3 separate regions of the Homo sapiens genome follow, and all the other regions are linked to region 3. A link is a contact called in ENCODE Hi-C or POLR2A ChIA-PET data. All regions are on one chromosome and are shown on one strand. Each heading gives the region's core, a stretch centred on a gene start or an enhancer-like site at or near the end of the contact. The rest is flanking DNA. Distances are from core to core; before and after follow the strand shown.

Region 1 (2,864 bases), core at 330-2,829, 1.6 Mb after region 3:
CAGCCACTGTGCCTGGCCCCAAATTCTTGTTTGGAATCACAGTCACTTAATAACATGCTGCCCCAGCTCAGCCCATGTCTGACCGGGCATCTGGATTCCCTGCAAGCAGACCCCCTCTGCTAGTGACGTAAGGGAACAGGGGGGCAAGACAAGGGGGGGAGGAAGCCCAGCAAGACAAAAGTCATGCAAAAAGTGGCTTCAGCCTGATCCTGCAGGGACCTCTGGAAAAGACACTTCTGAATTGTCCCACCAGGAGGCAAGGGCCGTGATACTCTCTGACCACACTGACTGTCTTTGGTTACAGGCCATCCAGGAGTAGGTAAATTCTCCAGCACATCTGGCTTTGTGTATGTGTGAGTTTGCATGTGCACAAGCCAAGGGACTTCCGGGAGCCTGGGGAGGGCAGGGGAAAAAGAGCAGCCACCTGGCTGTTGGCAGGCAGAGGAGGGACTGGTGTCTAGTCTGACCTCTGATGCTCACTCATTGTGTGACTTAGTGCAAGTGAGTGAACCTCAGCTTCCTCATCTGTAAAATGGTATAATAGTCCCCACCTCAGTGAGCTGCACAGAAGAATAAGCAAGATGAAGTACACCAAGGCGTTAGCACGATACCTGGCACCTCGTCAGCACTCAATCAGGGAAAGTATTTTGGACCAAATCAGAGGAATCTTGGAAGGTTGGTAGGAGACACTTAGGGGTAAGTGGACCAAGCACCACACTGACTCACAACCCTTATCTCTTCAGCATTTGGCCGGGTGCGTATCAGGTAACTGCGTGTCTGACTTGCTGCATTGCTGTCGACCATGCATCCAGAGCAAGCATAGGGCCAGCGCTGTGCACGAATCGGCCTAAACATCTCAGCTCAGTTCGTGGGAGAGAAAGAAAGTGCCCTCAAGACAGTGTCCTTCTCTCCAGGGGTCTTTTTAACCAGCTTTGACTCCCCAAGGCCCAGCATTTCTCTGCTCCCTTTGAAATATTTTCATGAATTTTCTGCCACTTAAATACACTACCCTGGCCATGGCCACCATGCTGAACATGGGTAAGATGAAACTAAGGGGAAATCTGCATATTCCTCATAGACTATACTCCCAGGCCTCCTGCTGCTCCTCTGGGAGATCCATGGACACACTCAGACAAAGCTTGGTCCCCATGGGTTGTCAGCAATAGAGTAGGAATCAGAACCTAGGGCTTCAGGCTCTGAATCAGGAGCTCAGCAGTGCACGAAAACCAAGAAAATCAGCAGGAGTTCAAGGCCTTTTGCGGGGGATCAACTCAGTGTCAGCGCTCAATGGACCAGCCCAAACTTTGCTCTCTGAGAACACAGCTGAGTTGGTTGCTGACAACTTATCCTGTGGCATACATGCAAGATATTGTGTAATAAAAACACTTTCTAGAAAGACACTGACCAATTCTCATGAGATTGTTGTAAAACAGAGGTAGCTAGGAAGATCCTCATTTTACAGCAGAAACAATCTCACAGCAGCATACCAGTTGCCCAACACTTGGGCGGTGAGTCAGTGCCCACCCCAAAATAGAGCCTGACCCAGCAAGCTTGTCTCCCACAACAGTCATGAAAATATCCACAGGCCCAAGAATCTCCCAGCATGAAGTCAGGCCATGCCACAAACACTGCCTGGCCACACGCCTCTCCATTCTCCACCAGGCTTCCTCACCTCAGGTCTCTGCCAAACATCGCCTTCTCAGAGAGGCTCTCCCCGACACTCCCCCTAATCTAAAATCGCCACTCCCTCACCTCTTCGCTTCCTTTATTTTTCTTCATAGCTCTGCACATCCTGAAATTAGATTACCTATCTATTTGTTAATTATTGTCACCCCACTAGAATGCCAGCTGAGTGAGGGTGTGCCATGCTCAGCACTGTATCTAGGGGCCAGAGCAGTGCCACCACCAAGTAGGGACGGTCCCTAGGGAAAGTGAGTGAATGAATGAATCAACCAACTTGTCCTTCCTAGTCCCTTTGCACTTGCTTTTGACAGGAATCTGTACCTCCAAGAATTATCAAATATATCTGGAGGATGAGGCCCTCCACCGCCACTAGGGAACTCCTATCACACTCCCGAGTCCAGGGCCTAGAGCTTGAAGAGGACACTCGAACATTCAACGTACCTGCACTACTTCAATGAGCTCTACAAGCTCCTGTAGTTCCTAAACTTCACCAACTCAGAATATTTCACCCAGCCCGACTCCATTATAGCTGACCCCTTCCCTAGAACTCCACACCTCTGAACTCCCTGCCTCCTGTAACCCTAATTCTAACCCTATAAACAAATACCCACACCTATCACTCCCACTATCTCACTCCTACACCGGCTCCACCTGTCTGCCCCCTGTTCTGTCCTTCCTCTTATTTCTTCACCATTCCCCGTTTATACCAGGAACGAACTCCCCTGTTTCACTGAGATATTCTGTGTGGCGGTGGCTTTAACATCAGTTGCAAAATGAGTTAAATTCTACTTAAGAATACAATGTCCATATGTATACAATCAGTTTAAAAGTTTTTTAAACTAGTCAGCATGTACTACACAATGAACACTATTGTTAAGAAAGGATTATTGGATATAAACACAATGAAGTCAATCAAAGGGGGTTCCATTGCAAAGAAAGCAGGGAGTCAGCAGATGCAAGTGTGACCTAGCATGACATGGCATCTCTCTCTATGGTCCCCAGCACTTCTTAGTTCAAGGCACCAAAACCTGAGCCAATACTAACCAAGGGAAGCACTTAAACATTCAGCTCTGCCCTGTTTCTGAGCTCAAGCTGTCCCCTAAGTTTTATCATATGGATCCTGTCTCAATACTGGAGTCCTGCTTACATCCTTGGCCTCAGATACTCCAGCCTCAAGAGGT
Region 2 (2,878 bases), core at 90-2,589, 2.0 Mb before region 3:
TATATTCTTACACATAGGCAGAAGGAAGAGCAAGAGCAAAGTGTGAAGGGAGGAAGAACATCAAACACTCGATGCTTCAAGGTGTTCAGTATGAATGGGGCATGAAGTTGAGGGGGCATTAGATAAGCACAATGAGGTAGTTAGGGGCTGGATGACAATGGACAGCCTGCAAGCCCAGTGGAGGAGTTTGCATTTTATTTGGGAGACAGTGGGAAACATTAGTTCTCACTATGTATTGGGTGCTCACCAGTAAGCTAAGCAGTGTTGGGGTCCATGGGGTATTGCTACTGTTGTTCATAAAAGTCCTGATCCAAGGGTATGATTTTAACTCAAGTTCCTTGGAGTCTGGATGCAAAATTAAAATGGCTCATTCATCTAGACAAAAACAAGTTGCTTCCTTTTTTAAAAAATGCAAAGTTTACAAGGTTTTACATTTTTAGCTTAAAAATTTAACAATATCTAACCTGTTTATGAGCTCAATATGTTTTATCTTGTAGTAAATGATTTGATTAATGAAATCCATCAACTTATGCAACATAGCTCATTTTTTTCAGGGACTACTCCAATAGTTCATAAAATTTCATGTGTCAATTTTGGGGACACATTTAAAGTTTAAAGAGAGAAGCTGAGAATGCAGGGAAGTGATAACTGAACAACCCTTGACTGGAAGAAAACAACTTCTATGCTTAGTGTTTTTCTACAACAAAATTAGTTAATTATTCACAAATTATACAAATGAGATAATTTTGTTAGAAAACAAAGTGATGAATGAATGTTTTTTCTATTCAGAACATCCAGCACAAAGCCTGGATGGTACATTCTCTCACCATTTCCATTTCTTTAATAAGTTACTTATTCATATATTTCAAGAATGAGATCATTTGGCCAAAAAATACGATGAGGAATAAATAACAATTGTATTGAATGATCACTTGTGTATGTGTATGTGTGTGTGTGTGTGTGTGTGTGTGTGTTTCCTAGATCACAAGACAGGAAGGAAGTGGTACCCATTTCAACTGGGGGTAAACCATGTGAAAAATTAAACCAAAAATGGAAATGACAGAATTCTAGAGTTGTTTTGGAGAAAAGGAAGAAAGCAATGGAGCATAAAAAAAAAAACAGGTTTGCAAGAACTGCATTTCTGTCAAACCTTATATATGCAGTGTCAGAATAAGAGACACGTTCCAGAGGCAGGGATCAGAGAGTGGTGCTGAGCAGAGAAGAAAAGACATGCACTGTAAAGTCTGGATGGAGAGAAGTAAAAGCGCAACCACAGAATGACAAGGTCGGGGCAATGGCAGAGCGTGGGCATCTCAGTCCAAAGTCGAAGAGAAAAAGGGAACTTTACTCTGTAAACTCTCCCTGTTGTTTAAATATGAAAATAAGAAAAATATTTTGTATGGTCTTCCTGATCCTTTGTCATTTTTATTATAAGTGATAAAATTGAATTTATAACATAAATCATTGAGGGACAAATATTTCCACTCACAACTGGTTTTCAAAGCCCTTCTGACAATAGACGCTGATTCAATCAGTAATCACCGAGTTCACCTGCATGGTTCATTAGACAAAAGCACTGGCAGCTGACTTCAAAACGGATGGGCCTGAAAGCTGAACTGTCGATACGGTTCACAATCACCATGGCCAGTTGAGGGGGAGATGATAAACTGAACCAGGTGGAGAGGCCCTGAGAGATGAGCTGTAGAAAAACCATCTGTGTCAACAGGGAGGAAACACTTTGTTAATCCCAGAGTAGTTTAGGAGATTTCAAAGTTTACTTTAAAAATCTTTAATATCTATACCCTGATGGATACTGGGAAGATGTCACAAAGTTTGTGAGAACCATTTTATGAAGAGTTAGGAGGTATCTAATATAAACATCTTTTTATAAAAATCTATCAGACAAATAGACTTTTAGCTGTGCACTTGAAATACACACTTTTCTCAAATGACTATTCTGGTTTGATTACTATGCTTATCTTACCAACATGGGACATTTGGAAGAAAGGAGAGGAAGTATCATAATTTAGAAAGGCAGTTACAGGAGTGGCTGAATGAACTCAAGACTAGAGGCTGCAGATCCCAAGTTCAAATATTGCCTGTGATGTGAAGTAACCTGGTGAACCCAGTCAAGTTACCTTTTTACTCCAAGACTTGCTTAACTTATTTTGATTATAACAAGTAATATGATTAAGCTTCTTAGAACAATATCTTTTCATCAAAGTTTATCTATACACCTAAGTTGTTCCTTAAGTGCTATCACCATAATCATACACACTCCTTCCCCTATTAAGGTGACTAGAAATGGGTTCCATGGGATGGAATTTTTAATTTTTTAATCCACTGGATTAGATTATCTTCTGAAATTCCTTCCAGATCTAATATTTACAGTTCTTATTTTGATCAGATGAACCTACTTAAAAATCAACAGCAAAAATAAATAAGTACGGCAACACTCCTTCCACAATAAAAGGCTGAATAGGTTTCTTTTCAATTTCTCTACCAAATGGCTGAGTCTAATTTTAAGTACTACTGTCTCTGACTGTTACTTTCATATATAACATCATTTTTACACTCAACCTGTCAGCTCATGTCATTTCAATTATGCATTTGTTTTCTCACTGACTAAACATTGTGCCAGCACTTCTCCCTATTAGATTAAAAAGAAAGAAAACATGGGCTATTTGAAAATGACTTAACAGCAATACATTTTTCCAGCTTGAAAGTCTAGTATTTTTCTTTTATGCTGCATGTAATGAACATAGGCTGAATATTAATATCTTAAAGTAAAGATACCTGATAGCATTTCAGATATTTGTTGAACTTGAGATGGTGACTCATGATGTCTCTCTTGGTGATTACAGTTTTTAACTGAGCC
Region 3 (2,856 bases), core at 132-2,631:
GATCCGGCACCATGTCCGGCAACATCCACTTTTCTAACATGTTCCCACAGCCTTACTTCTGTGGGTCTCAAGCTTTCTTCGTACAAAAATAGGGTTCCACTGTAATGAAACACATTGGGGGATATGAATATTTGGGTCAAAGTCTATGGCATGTAATTGACCTCCCTGGAGGTCAAATAACCAAATTCCCTTAATTACACCTGCTTCTAGGTAACTGAGGCTATTTATACATTCATATTGTATTCTTTCAAAGAGAAATTGGATATAGTGGCAGGAATATAAGCAGTATGCTGTAACTTTAGAAATGTATGCATATTTACATACTTACGCACTCTATAGCTTATATTATAGTATGATTTATTACAGCAAATGAGCCCATCAGCAAAGGGCAATTTTTATGAAATGGCAGCAGCATTTAAAAAGCTTAAACACTGTGGTTCATATTTAGGCCTCAACCTGTTTGAAGGCACATTCTGAAATGTAGGCATAAGGCCCTAAAAAGATGTGAAAATAGGCTGGGCGTGGTGGTTCACAACTGTAATCCCAGCATTTTGGGAGACCTAGGCAGGGTGATCACTTGAGGCCAGGAGTTTTAGACCAGCCTGGCCAACATTGAGAAATACCGTCTCTAGTAAAAATACAAAAATTAGCCAGGTGTGGTGGTGCATGCCTGTAATCCCAGCTACTTGGAAGCCTGAGGCACGAAAATCGCTTGAACCCGGGAGGTGGAGGTTGTAGTGAGCTGAGATCATGCCATTACATTCCAGCCTGGGCGACAGAGCAAGACTGTCTCAAAAAAAAAAAAAAAAAAAGGTAAAAATAAACGTGCATTAAGTAAATAAGATTACACATTTAGTGAGATAAAACATGAACATTTAGAGAAACTGATATTTGGAGTATATGCAATCTATGGCTGAGAACATAGAGAGAAAATGTCTCCTAAGTGATGTTCTGACTGATTTGTATTCCCCCGAAATTCACATGTTAAAGTCCTAGCCACCAGTACCTCAGAATGTGACTTTGTTTGGAGATAGGGCCTTTAAAGAGGTAATTAAGTTGAAATGAGTTTATTAGGGTGGGCTCTACTTTAATATGACTTGTGTCCTTTTAAGAAGAGAAGAGATTAAGACACAGACAAGCACAGGGGGAAGATCATGGGGAGAACACAGTCATTTACAAGCCAAGGAGAGACAGGCTTCAGAAGAAACCAAGTACCGACACCATGATCTCGTTCTTCTAGCCCCCAGAATAGTAACAAAATAAATGTCTGTTGTTTAAGCCACCTAGTCTGTGGTACTTTGTTATGGCAGTTCCCAGCAAACTAATACAAGTGGTTTTACCACTTCCCACTCCTTGATCTTTTTGCCCTTGTTTTTGAAGACACAAGTATTGTTTCAAGTTTTTCTTCTTGATTTGCCGGTGAATATAACATGATTCTCAGAATAGCCAACGAGGAAGTCACAAGGGTTTCATTTCTGTATTGAAGTGTTGGCTGAGTCAAGTTAGAAGCTGGGAGACCTTATATATTAAGTTTATCCTTGAACGGGAACAAAGGATAGGATGCTTATTATATTTGTAGATGACAAGAAACCAGAGAGCACAGTCAACACAAATCATCTTGATTGGCTGAATAGGAGTTAAGCTGAAGTAGAGGAAAATTCCAAAGAGAAAAATCTAAGTTCTTGAACTTAGATTCAAAAAAGTCAATTGCATAAGTGCAAGATGGGAAAGAAATAAACAGTGTATGTACTGAAAACAGTGTGAGTCAACTGAATGATGAGAATGCCCCTAAATTCAGTGTGTTTATAATCCATCAATTATAGAGCCATTGTTTCCGGTGTGTCTGGTAATAAAATGAGCTGCTTTAGGAGGTAGTAAGCTTCCCATTGCTGGAGGTGCCCAAGAAATAATTGGGCGACTGCTTCTTAGGGATGTGGCAGAGGATACATAGATAGCTTGAAGACACACCTGTGGTTGAAGTTAAACTCACATTAATTGTTTCCTGAGAAATTGAAGACCTTCTGTCCCCATGTAATTCTGAGTTTTTGGTATTGCGATTTTTAAATATTAGTAATTAGGAAAACTGGGGGAAGGAACTGGAGATAGCTCTGAAAGCCGATACCACTATTAATTTGCTTTTATCTCGAGTTATTGGTATCTTTTTTGAGAGAAGTCATTTATTTAAATGCGGATTTGGAAACACTGGTCCTTGTATTGACAGTGGCCAGCCTGACAACTTCAGTTATTGACTGAATTTGATTTATTCTGAGGTTAGTGTCTTAAATGGTGATACGTTGATCTTGGTTTCCCCTCCGACCTTTGTTGCTTTTAAGATAATCAGAAGCTGATCTATAAAACATGTGTTTGCCTGCATAGACTAGTGAAATCTTACACTGGGAAAAGTCCCCATTTTAATAAGCTTTAAACAAAAAATTCTACCTTACATGCTAATTAGAATCTAAATTCAGGTGTTAACCTCTTTAACTGAAAGTGCATGTTGAGTAATTGCAGGAAAGGGGCCAATTTCAGGCACAGCAGTAATTACTGAATTAGTAGAAAAGTTCAAGTAGGGCTTCAGATTTCAGATCATTACTGAGCTTTCTGAGGAACAGCTAATCCTGGAGTGATTGGGCTTCTCACACCTGTGTGTGCACTTGTTTGTGTGTGTGTGAGCGTGAATAAGTATAAAGGAAGTTCCATTTAAATTTCAAAGAAATAATCTTGCAAACAACCACAGAATTAGATACTAATATTTCTTGTTATTTAAAAATATAATTTTAATGACCTCTGAATTGACCTTTAATGCTTCCCTACTGATTTTAAAAATGAGGGGAAGTCTGGGTGCGGTGGCTCACT

Evidence for each region. A loop is a pair of places that touch in the nucleus more often than their neighbours do. ChIA-PET counts read pairs that join two places held with the same protein, here RNA polymerase II (POLR2A). Pooled maps may share reads with other maps.
Region 1: a pooled map shows a loop between it and region 3 (5-fold over the local background). The contact joins two enhancer-like sites. A Hi-C loop is called at or near these places in 1 of 37 single-sample maps with no recorded cell type and 2 of 50 pooled maps. POLR2A ChIA-PET finds 5 or more read pairs at or near these places in 1 of 52 experiments (OCI-LY7).
Region 2: a pooled map shows a loop between it and region 3 (5-fold over the local background). The contact joins two enhancer-like sites. A Hi-C loop is called at or near these places in 2 of 37 single-sample maps with no recorded cell type and 2 of 50 pooled maps.

The regions. Positions count from the first base shown.
Region 1 is chr3:183,536,056-183,538,919 of GRCh38, forward strand. The region is part of intron 1 of KLHL6 (kelch like family member 6); the gene reads right to left. Among named protein-coding and RNA genes, the nearest start is that of KLHL6-AS1, 11 kb to the right of the region's middle. Within about 2 kb of position 1,580, at least 10 of the 41 ENCODE cell types and tissues checked have a DNase peak (open chromatin) inside an H3K27ac peak, as active enhancers do; they include OCI-LY7, where a contact is called at or near this core.
Region 2 is chr3:179,960,257-179,963,134 of GRCh38, forward strand. The region is part of intron 2 of PEX5L (peroxisomal biogenesis factor 5 like); the gene reads right to left. All of the region lies in intron 1 of LOC124909463 (a long non-coding RNA gene), which reads left to right. Among named protein-coding and RNA genes, the nearest start is that of PEX5L-AS2, 64 kb to the left of the region's middle. RefSeq lists a silencer at 1,658-1,707. Within about 2 kb of position 1,340, at least 2 of the 41 ENCODE cell types and tissues checked have a DNase peak (open chromatin) inside an H3K27ac peak, as active enhancers do.
Region 3 is chr3:181,930,895-181,933,750 of GRCh38, forward strand. No RefSeq gene overlaps it. Among named protein-coding and RNA genes, the nearest start is that of LINC01206, 20 kb to the right of the region's middle. Within about 2 kb of position 1,382, at least 2 of the 41 ENCODE cell types and tissues checked have a DNase peak (open chromatin) inside an H3K27ac peak, as active enhancers do; they include OCI-LY7, where a contact is called at or near this core.